Regions from separate parts of the Homo sapiens genome. Here regions 1 and 2 are each linked to region 3. The links are chromatin contacts, found by Hi-C or POLR2A ChIA-PET in ENCODE. All regions are on one chromosome and are shown on one strand. The core of a region is the stretch at or near the end of the contact, and the rest is flanking DNA. Distances in the headings are between cores, read along the strand shown.

Region 1 (2,700 bases), core at 101-2,600, 740 kb after region 3:
CAGTTCCCTGGCCACTGGGGTAATGTTCCACGGAGGAGCGGAACTGCCTCTGTTGCATAAAAGAATCCTCAGGGAGGGGAGAGGGGTAACAGGCAGCAGTGAGACCCACCCAGCTCTCACTTTCTTAACACATTGGGTCTCACACTCACAGACTTCTGGCAACAGCTGGGTCCCAGGCAGTCTGCCCTCAGCATGCAAAACTGCCCCTGGTTGTAAGTCCTTCTGCCCAAGACAAAGACCAAGGCTTCCAGGCCACACCCCTCCCAGTTTGCCTGCAAAGCAGGGGCTCCCAGCACCTGCCTCTGTGGCAAAAGCCTGCTTCCTGCTCACCTCTCATTTCTGATCAATGGGGTTTATACCCACAGTAGATTAGATTGCTTATTTTAGTTGGCAGCTTCTTCCAACCTGTGACCACTGTCTGAGTTAGCTGGCAGAATTCTGTGAGGTCCCTTATGAAGTAGGATCAGCAATGGCTTCCCTCCATCCCTGCTAGGGTGTGGGAGTGCACGCAAAACAATTTTTTTTTCTTTTATATGTGAAGTCTTGCTCTGTTGCCCAAGCTGGATTGCAGTGGTGCGATCTTGGCTCACTGCAACCTCCACCTCCCGGGTCCAAGCGATTCTCCTGTCTCAGCCTCCTGAGTAGCTGAGATTACAGGCATGCACCGCCACACCCAGCTAATTTTTGTATTTTTAGTAGAGACAGGGTTTCGCCATGTTGACCAGGCTGGTCTTGAACTCTTGACCTCAGGTGACCCACCCGTTTCAGCCTCCCAAAGTTCTGGGATTACAGGCATGAGCCATCACTTCTCATATGCTCCTTGTGGCTCACCAAATCAGCACCAGTGCTTGGTAGGGTTGAGACATTCCCCTGTGGCCTGGATTGCCCAGTTCCCCAGTGTCAATGTGTAATCATGGAGGCAGTCTCCCCGCTTTCACACCCTGGAGACATATTTTCACCTGACTCACCATGTAGGTTGCCACCCACAGCTTTCAAAGTGTCTGAAGTTTCTTTCATTTTTTCTGTTGAGTTACTGTGTTTCTTCTTGGATAAAAGTTTACAGCATAAATCTCTGCACGTTATTTTGCTCTTTGCAAGTGGGTGAGGCATGCTAACAATGCCTCCAATCTGGAGCCTGGGTAGTTTATAAAGAAAAGAGGTTTATTTGGCTCACAGTTTTGCAGGCTGTATATACAAGAAGCTCAGGACAGAAGACTAAGTGGAACTGGAGTATAGAAATCACATGACAAGAGAGGGAATAATAGGTGCCAGGTTCTTTTCAACAACCAGTTCTCACGGGAACTCAGACTAAGAACTCACTCAATCCCATGGGAATGACACCAAGCCATTCATGAGGATCCTGACACCTCCCACCTTGCCACACCTCCAACATTGGGGATCAGATTTCAACATGAGACTTGGCAGGATCAAACAAACCACATTCAAATCATAGCATATGTCATCTGCAAAGAAACAGTTTCATTTCTACCTTTCTCAGCTATATTCTTTTTATTTCCTTTTCTTGCCCTATTTTACCACATAGAACTTCCAGTACTATGTTAGTCATGGTGAGAGCAGACATTTTTGTTTTGAGAGGGAGCATTCAGTTTTTCTTTCACCATCAAGTAGAGTTAGCTGTAGAAGTTTTGTAAATCAAATTGCAGAATTTATACAAATGGCCAACAAGCATGTGAAAAAATGCTCAACATCACTAATCATCAGAGAAATGCAAATTAAAACCACAGTGATATATTGTTACACCAGTCAGAATAGCTGTTATTAAAAAGTCAAAAACTAACATATTGGAAGGGTTTGGAGAAAAGGGAACACTGATACATTGTTGGTGGGAATGTAAATTAACACAACCTCTATGGAAAACAGTATGGAGGTTTCTCGAATAACTTAAAATAGCACTACCTTTCAATCCAGTAATCCCACTACTGGATATCTACCCAAAAGAAAGGAAATTATTATATCAAAAAGATAACCTGTACTCATATGTTTATCGCAGCATAATTCACAATTGCAAAGATATGAATCAACCTACGTATTCATCAACAGATGATTGGATAAAGAAAATGTGTATATGTACACAAAAAAATACTGTTCAGCCATAAAATGAATGAAATCACATCTTTTATAGCAACATGGATGACACTGGAGGCTATTATCTTTAGTAAAACTAAACTAACTCAGAAAGAGAAAGTCAAATACTATATATTCTCACTTAAAAGTGGGAGCTAAATAATGTGTACACATGGACATAGAGTGTGGAATGATAGACATTGGAGCCTGGAGAGGGTGGAAGGGTGGGAAGAGTTTGAAGGATAAGAAATTACTTAATAGATACAATGAACATTATTCAGGCAATGGTTACACTAAAAGCCCAGGCCTGATGTGGTGGCTAATGCCTGTAATCCCAGCACTTTGGGAGGCCGAGACAGGCGGATCACCTGAGGTTGGGAGTTCAAGACCAGCCTGATCAACATGAAGAAACCCTGTCTCTACTAAAAATACAAAATCAGCCGGGTGTGGTGGTGCATGCCTGTACTCCCAGCTACTCAGGAGGCTGAGGCAGGAGAATCACTTGAACCCGGGAGGCGGAGGTTGTGGTGAGCCGAGATCGCGCCATTGCACTCCAGCTTGGGCAACAAGAGCGAAACTCTGTCTCAAAAAACAAAACAAAACAAAACAACAACA
Region 2 (2,700 bases), core at 77-2,576, 660 kb after region 3:
AAACAGAATGGAGGCCTGCCACAAAGTTTGCTATGGAAAGATGGACAAAGTACACTAGATTGGCTACAGATTAAGACCAGCCTCACAAATCCTTTTTCACAATTAAAACTCTACTGAGAATATAAACAGTGATCCTTATCATTCCTAGCCTAGTTAAAATGTCTTCTAAAAGGAAAAAAAAGCTAATTTAAAAGTCAACTGCTGATCTGGTGGAGAAAAGGAAAGAAAAAACCAGTTTAAAATGCCTAAAGAGGAACCTCTTATTTTTATGCAAATGGATGCCTCCATCAGTGAGAAAGACTTCATTACTGTTCAAGGGAGTGGGACCTTCTGGCTGGGGGAGCGGAAGGCTCTATGGATGCATGGCAGGGAGAGCTGCCTGCTGTTGGGCACCCTTGGTTCACGCACCCCAGCCTTGGCAGGGAGGGGAGGGTGGCGGGAGCTGCTGCTCGCCCTTCCGTCACAAAAAAGAAAGGAAAATGCCATGGAGACTGAGGCTGACCTTCTCAACACCTGGGAGTGACAGGGGTTGGGGCATGGTTTCCCCTGCCCTCAGAAGTCTGAGGATGAAAAGGCTTAAAAATGAGATAAAAATAGATTTGGTTTGCATCTCACTCACCCTTTCTTAAGCCCCACGTTGGGTGCTAAACTGTTGTAGGACTTTCTCCTTAGTTCACCTAAAAATGGGGTCCTTGTCACACAACCATGAGAGATTAGGCTTGCAGGCACTTTAAAGGGCAAGAAAAATTTATCGGGCAAAAAGGAAAACAAAGGTAAACAGAGAGTCTCAGCAAAGCCAAAGTCTTGCTAGCTGGCTTCCGCCTCATAGATTGAATCCTAGGTACCACCCTGGAACAGGGGAGATCAGGCTCCTCCCTCTGGCAAACAGTGCGCACTTCCTGAGGCTCCACCCCGTTGCACACTCCTCCCAGTGTGCAGGCCAGTTGGAAGTTCTCTGGGGACCTCTTTATGCTTGCTGTCTCATTCCTGAAATGAGGCCAGTACACCAGGAGCAGGAGGGGGGAAGGGAAGAGCAGTTAGAATAAACAGAAAGAGGAAGAGGAACAATTTCAGCAGCACTTTTCATTTTAAAAGTCACTTTATAAAATTTTACATTTTCCTTTTGCAAAGAAATAACTTTGTCAGAACCTCTTTTAGAAACTTCTAAGTATCATTGAAAATAGCTCTCCTAGTTATTTTATTTTAGAGCTAGCTTTTTAAAATTGAGAGTACAGATAAACTAGTTGAGGTATTTTAAAAGTACACTATTTCGACCGTTGTAATTTGGGGTCGTCTTTAGTTACGTGTGACCAGTTTTCTAAATGTTAGCATGAAGAGGCACCATAAGCATTAAATATAAATCCAGCTGGTGTTTCTAAAGGTGGGTCACCCTTTAAGGACAAAGTCTAGGTTTTAGAGATAGTTGTCCATAATTTTCGTTTTCCTTCCTGAATGACCAGAAACCTAGTGGGACTCATGAGAGCCTTTTATTATTTTGGTCACTCAAGAACATTTTAGATTTATCAATTGAACCAAGCTTCAGAATTTAACTGGTTTTTAAAATTACATGTTTTTCACTTAAGCCTCAAAGATTCACTTCCTCTTTTCAAAGACCAAAGTTTAAACTATAGAAAAGGTTGAAAAACTCCAACTAGTAGTTCAAAATAAAACCTTAACTTCAGAGAAAAATGAAAGTCACAAATCCGAGGTCAACAGATCTCTAGAGAATAACAAATGAAACTCTTGCCTTTTATAGAGCTTCACTTCCAACCTCAACTAGTTAAGAATATGTACAAATTGAATAAAGTCTTAATCCTTAATCAAGCCAGGAGGATTCAGATCCCAACAGGGGCCTTAGCAGAGATTCCTGCTGACTTTGGCAAGGTTGGGTGAAGGAGGACTTATCGTATTGGTACCAAGGTGCTGATTGCTGGTAAAGTGGTGGGGCTCTCTAGAGGTCCACTTCCGATCTCATCTAGGGTACCAAAATGTTAACCTTAAATAACTAGATTCCGAAAATGTGATTCATTATAGAGTATTCAAGCCTAAATCTATGTGGAAGCATAGATAGAAGCTGCCCTGAATATATCTTCTGATTAGCATCAGTTACAGGTGGATTTTAAAGGAAAGAGGCAGCTTCTAAGTTGTGTTTCCAGTAACTTATATTAATATAATAAAAGTTATTGATTAGCTCTATATTGTTCTTTGTATCACAAATTCCAGGAACTGGAAGATAATGGGTAAGGCAGCTAGTCAGGAACAAAAATGCCTGTAAACATGGCCCTTGGGTGTGGGTGCATAGGAAGGAAAGTGTGATTGAAGTCCCTTACTCTTGTCTTCCTGAGCCTGGTAAGTTTTGCATACCTCACCTAGCTCAGTCTGCTCTGAGCTATTTTTCTCCTATCATTGATAAGTTTTATTTTACTTTGTGATGTTTGCGTATAGACATAATGCGAATGGGAAAAGCATGGAAAAGAAAAATTAACATTTTACAATTTCATTTCAATTGGAACATTTAGTAGAATTTTCTGTTATTTTGTAGCTCTTTAATTTGCTTTGGGAATTCATGCTCTATTAATTGCTGTCTCCATTTTTACTGGCATTGATGCTTTCCAGATGTCCTATTTTTGTTTAAAATGTTAACATTGATTACTTTTCCTTTGACTTAGATTTGTGGTATTGTTTACCATAAATTGTGTA
Region 3 (2,700 bases), core at 62-2,561:
AAAATGCACTAAAATCAGCTTATTAAAAAGTCTCCAGCCATTTCAAATTACTCTTGATTTAAAAAAAAAAAAAGGCGGTGGGGGGAGGGGAGGAGAGAAAGGTAGTCATTTTGAAAAAATCCACTCAGTGGAAAAGGAAAAAACACACCCAGATCTACATGTTGGTAACAAACGAGGGCCTTACGAATGGTTTTAACTGAAGTAGTTTTAACTCATTAGATGTTAAGGCTTAAAGGAATGTCTATTATTCCAGTAAAGAATTGAGACACGCTTCAACACAGCGATCACTGAAATGAGATGTTTTAAATTACAACTATTACACCATGAACTCAATGTAGAAAGGAATCGTTTCAAATTCAAGAAACGAGATAGAGAGATAGAGAGATAGAGAGAGACAGACAGAGAGAGAGAGAGAGAGAGAGAGAGAGAGAGAGAGAGAGACACACAGAGACATTCAGACAGACAGGGATACAGATCTGGAAGCAGACAGGCCAAATTTGTAACAGTGGATACTGCGAGGGGTGGGGAAGTTAGGAGCGCCCAAAAAGGAGGAAGGGCTTAAACAGGGGCTTTATTCAATCATGACCCATTAAAAACGATGTAAAGGCAGGATTCGCGATTGCACAGCAAAAATATAATAAATAGATGAGGAAGGGGAAAAAATCTCCAAATTCGCCGAAACTCAAAATCATTACACGCGGCCCCCTTTGTCCCACTCAGGCGCCCGCCCCGGTCGCGGAGGGGCCGTTTTGGGGAAGCCCCGCACCCGTCGGAACCGGGAACAAAGCCGCCCCGGCCGCAGGAGGGGTTCTCGGAGCTAGGGCCTGGCCTCGGAGGCGGGCGTGCGGCACACTCTCGCCGGGGCTGCGGCCCGCAGGCTCCCACCGCTGTCACCGCCGCCGGCGAGGAGAGTCTGGGGCTCCAGACAGCCGCCCGGTGAGCCCACCAAAGGCGCGCTCCTCCAGTGGCCGGGACACAGCAAGAAGGGGCTTGGCCGTCTGGCCGCCGCCAGGTGGACGCTGGCGGGCCACGGCCCCGGGCTTTTCCCGGGAAACCCCTCGGTGCAGCCCGACCGGCCCCGGATCCCCGCCGCCGCCGGCGGGCCCCAGGATCTGCCCACCGCTCGGCCTCCGGGAGCCCGGCGAGGCCCCCCTCCACAGACAACGGCCGCCAAGCCACTGCCGCCCGCCCGCGCGCCCGGCCCCCGGCACCCACCTGTTGGTCGCACTCGGGGCATGATTTGGTGGCCATCTTCACTTTCTTGGCTCGAGTTGCAGACATGCTCCTCTCCCTTAGCGGCGGCAGCAGCGACGGCTCGGGCTCCTCCCCTCACACTTCGGCAGCCCGGCCTCCGCCCGCCCAGTCCCCGCGGGCCTCAAACAAGCCTCTGGCGGGTGCGCGCGCGCGCGTGCGCGAGCTCGCGCGGGACCTGGGCGCCAAGGGGGCGGGGCGGAGCGTCGGCCGGCGGCTCCTGGGGACCGCGACACGCGCTCCCACGGCGGCTCGCGACCCACAGCCCGCCCGCGAGCTCGCCCAGAGTATCACGAGACGAGGGGAGACCTCCCCCCCCTCCGCCAGACCGCCCCGGCGCGGCAGTGGCCACGCCTCCTCTCGGCCTGGCCGACTACGAGGGGGCAAGGCCTGGGCGGGACTCGGCAGTAACGGGCGTCGAGTTCGACCAACGAATGCATAGGTAGGGCGGGCCGTAGTGCTGGGCACGCCCCATCCCCACAGAGACCGTGGGAGCGAAGGCTGGGGAATGAATGGTGAAGGGCGTAGCGTGGATCCTGGCATTTAATAAACTTAAGTAGATGTTACCAAGGCTAATCATTGAGAAATTATGATAGACATTTTATGAGACCACTGGACCCAGCAGCAGAGTGAAAATTCATTTATTTATTCAATATATAATTGCCTAAGTCCCACTGTCAGGAAAATTTGAATAAAATGCAGTGTCAGCCTTCAAGGAGCAGCCTAGCTGTGTAAACCAGTGCTACTCACTATCAAGATGAGGGATCAGATGTTTTTCTTTTTCCAATCTGTCCGTGACTGATACTTACTAAATTAACATTAAAATTAAATTATTCGAGGCTGGGCGCAATGGCTCACGCCTGTAATCCCAGCACTTTGGGAAGCCGAGGAGGGCGGATCTCTTGAGCCCAGGAGTTCCAGACCACCCTGGGCAACATAGCGAGACCCCCATCTCTACAAAAAGTAAAAGATTTTTAAAAATTAGCTGAGCGTGGTGGCCCATGCCTGGAGTCCTAGCTAGTAGAGAGGCTGAGGTGGGAGGATCGCTTGAGCCTATGAGATTGAGGCTTCAGTGAGCCGAGATTGTGGCCACTGCACTCCAGCCTGGGCGACAGAGCGAGACTCCGTCTCAAAAAAAAGAAAAAGAAAGAAAAAGTGAAATTTAAAAACAACTATGCAAAACGTAAGCTTACTTTTAAATATTTAATTTGACAGACCCAAAGTTATACTTAATAAACAATCAGAACAAACATAACAGAAAGAAAATTTACAAACTGTACACTTGGCTCAGAGAAAATTTACCAATATGCATTTATTACAGAGACTGGCTATTCCACTGATAACTTTTTATTCAACAATTGTTAACTAAAGCAAAGTTATGAGTTACAATTTTACATAGTAAATGCCTGTAAGCACACTTTGTATAAATAACAGTTATATAAATGTTTA

What was found. Hi-C counts contacts between places; a loop is a spot of excess contacts on that map. ChIA-PET counts read pairs that join two places held with the same protein, here RNA polymerase II (POLR2A). Pooled maps may share reads with other maps.
Region 1: a pooled map shows a loop between it and region 3 (9-fold over the local background). The contact joins the enhancer-like site here to the promoter of C16orf87 in region 3. A Hi-C loop is called at or near these places in 8 of 50 pooled maps. POLR2A ChIA-PET finds 5 or more read pairs at or near these places in 3 of 52 experiments (CD8-positive, alpha-beta memory T cell, OCI-LY7 and activated CD4-positive, alpha-beta T cell).
Region 2: a pooled map shows a loop between it and region 3 (7-fold over the local background). The contact joins the enhancer-like site here to the promoter of C16orf87 in region 3. A Hi-C loop is called at or near these places in 4 of 37 single-sample maps with no recorded cell type and 5 of 50 pooled maps. POLR2A ChIA-PET finds 5 or more read pairs at or near these places in 2 of 52 experiments (CD8-positive, alpha-beta memory T cell and T-cell).

Annotation. Positions count from the first base shown.
Region 1 is chr16:47,573,406-47,576,105 of GRCh38, forward strand. The region is part of intron 7 of PHKB (phosphorylase kinase regulatory subunit beta); the gene reads left to right. Among named protein-coding and RNA genes, the nearest start is that of PHKB, 110 kb to the left of the region's middle. Within about 2 kb of position 1,351, at least 2 of the 41 ENCODE cell types and tissues checked have a DNase peak (open chromatin) inside an H3K27ac peak, as active enhancers do.
Region 2 is chr16:47,492,210-47,494,909 of GRCh38, forward strand. The region is part of intron 1 of PHKB (phosphorylase kinase regulatory subunit beta); the gene reads left to right. Among named protein-coding and RNA genes, the nearest start is that of PHKB, 32 kb to the left of the region's middle. RefSeq lists enhancers at 1-416, 708-777. Within about 2 kb of position 1,327, at least 23 of the 41 ENCODE cell types and tissues checked have a DNase peak (open chromatin) inside an H3K27ac peak, as active enhancers do.
Region 3 is chr16:46,829,869-46,832,568 of GRCh38, forward strand. C16orf87 (chromosome 16 open reading frame 87) reads right to left here and starts at 1,312. Exons shown (of 4, transcript NM_001001436.4): 1 at 1,216-1,312. The coding sequence starts at 1,281. RefSeq lists a silencer at 1,009-1,658.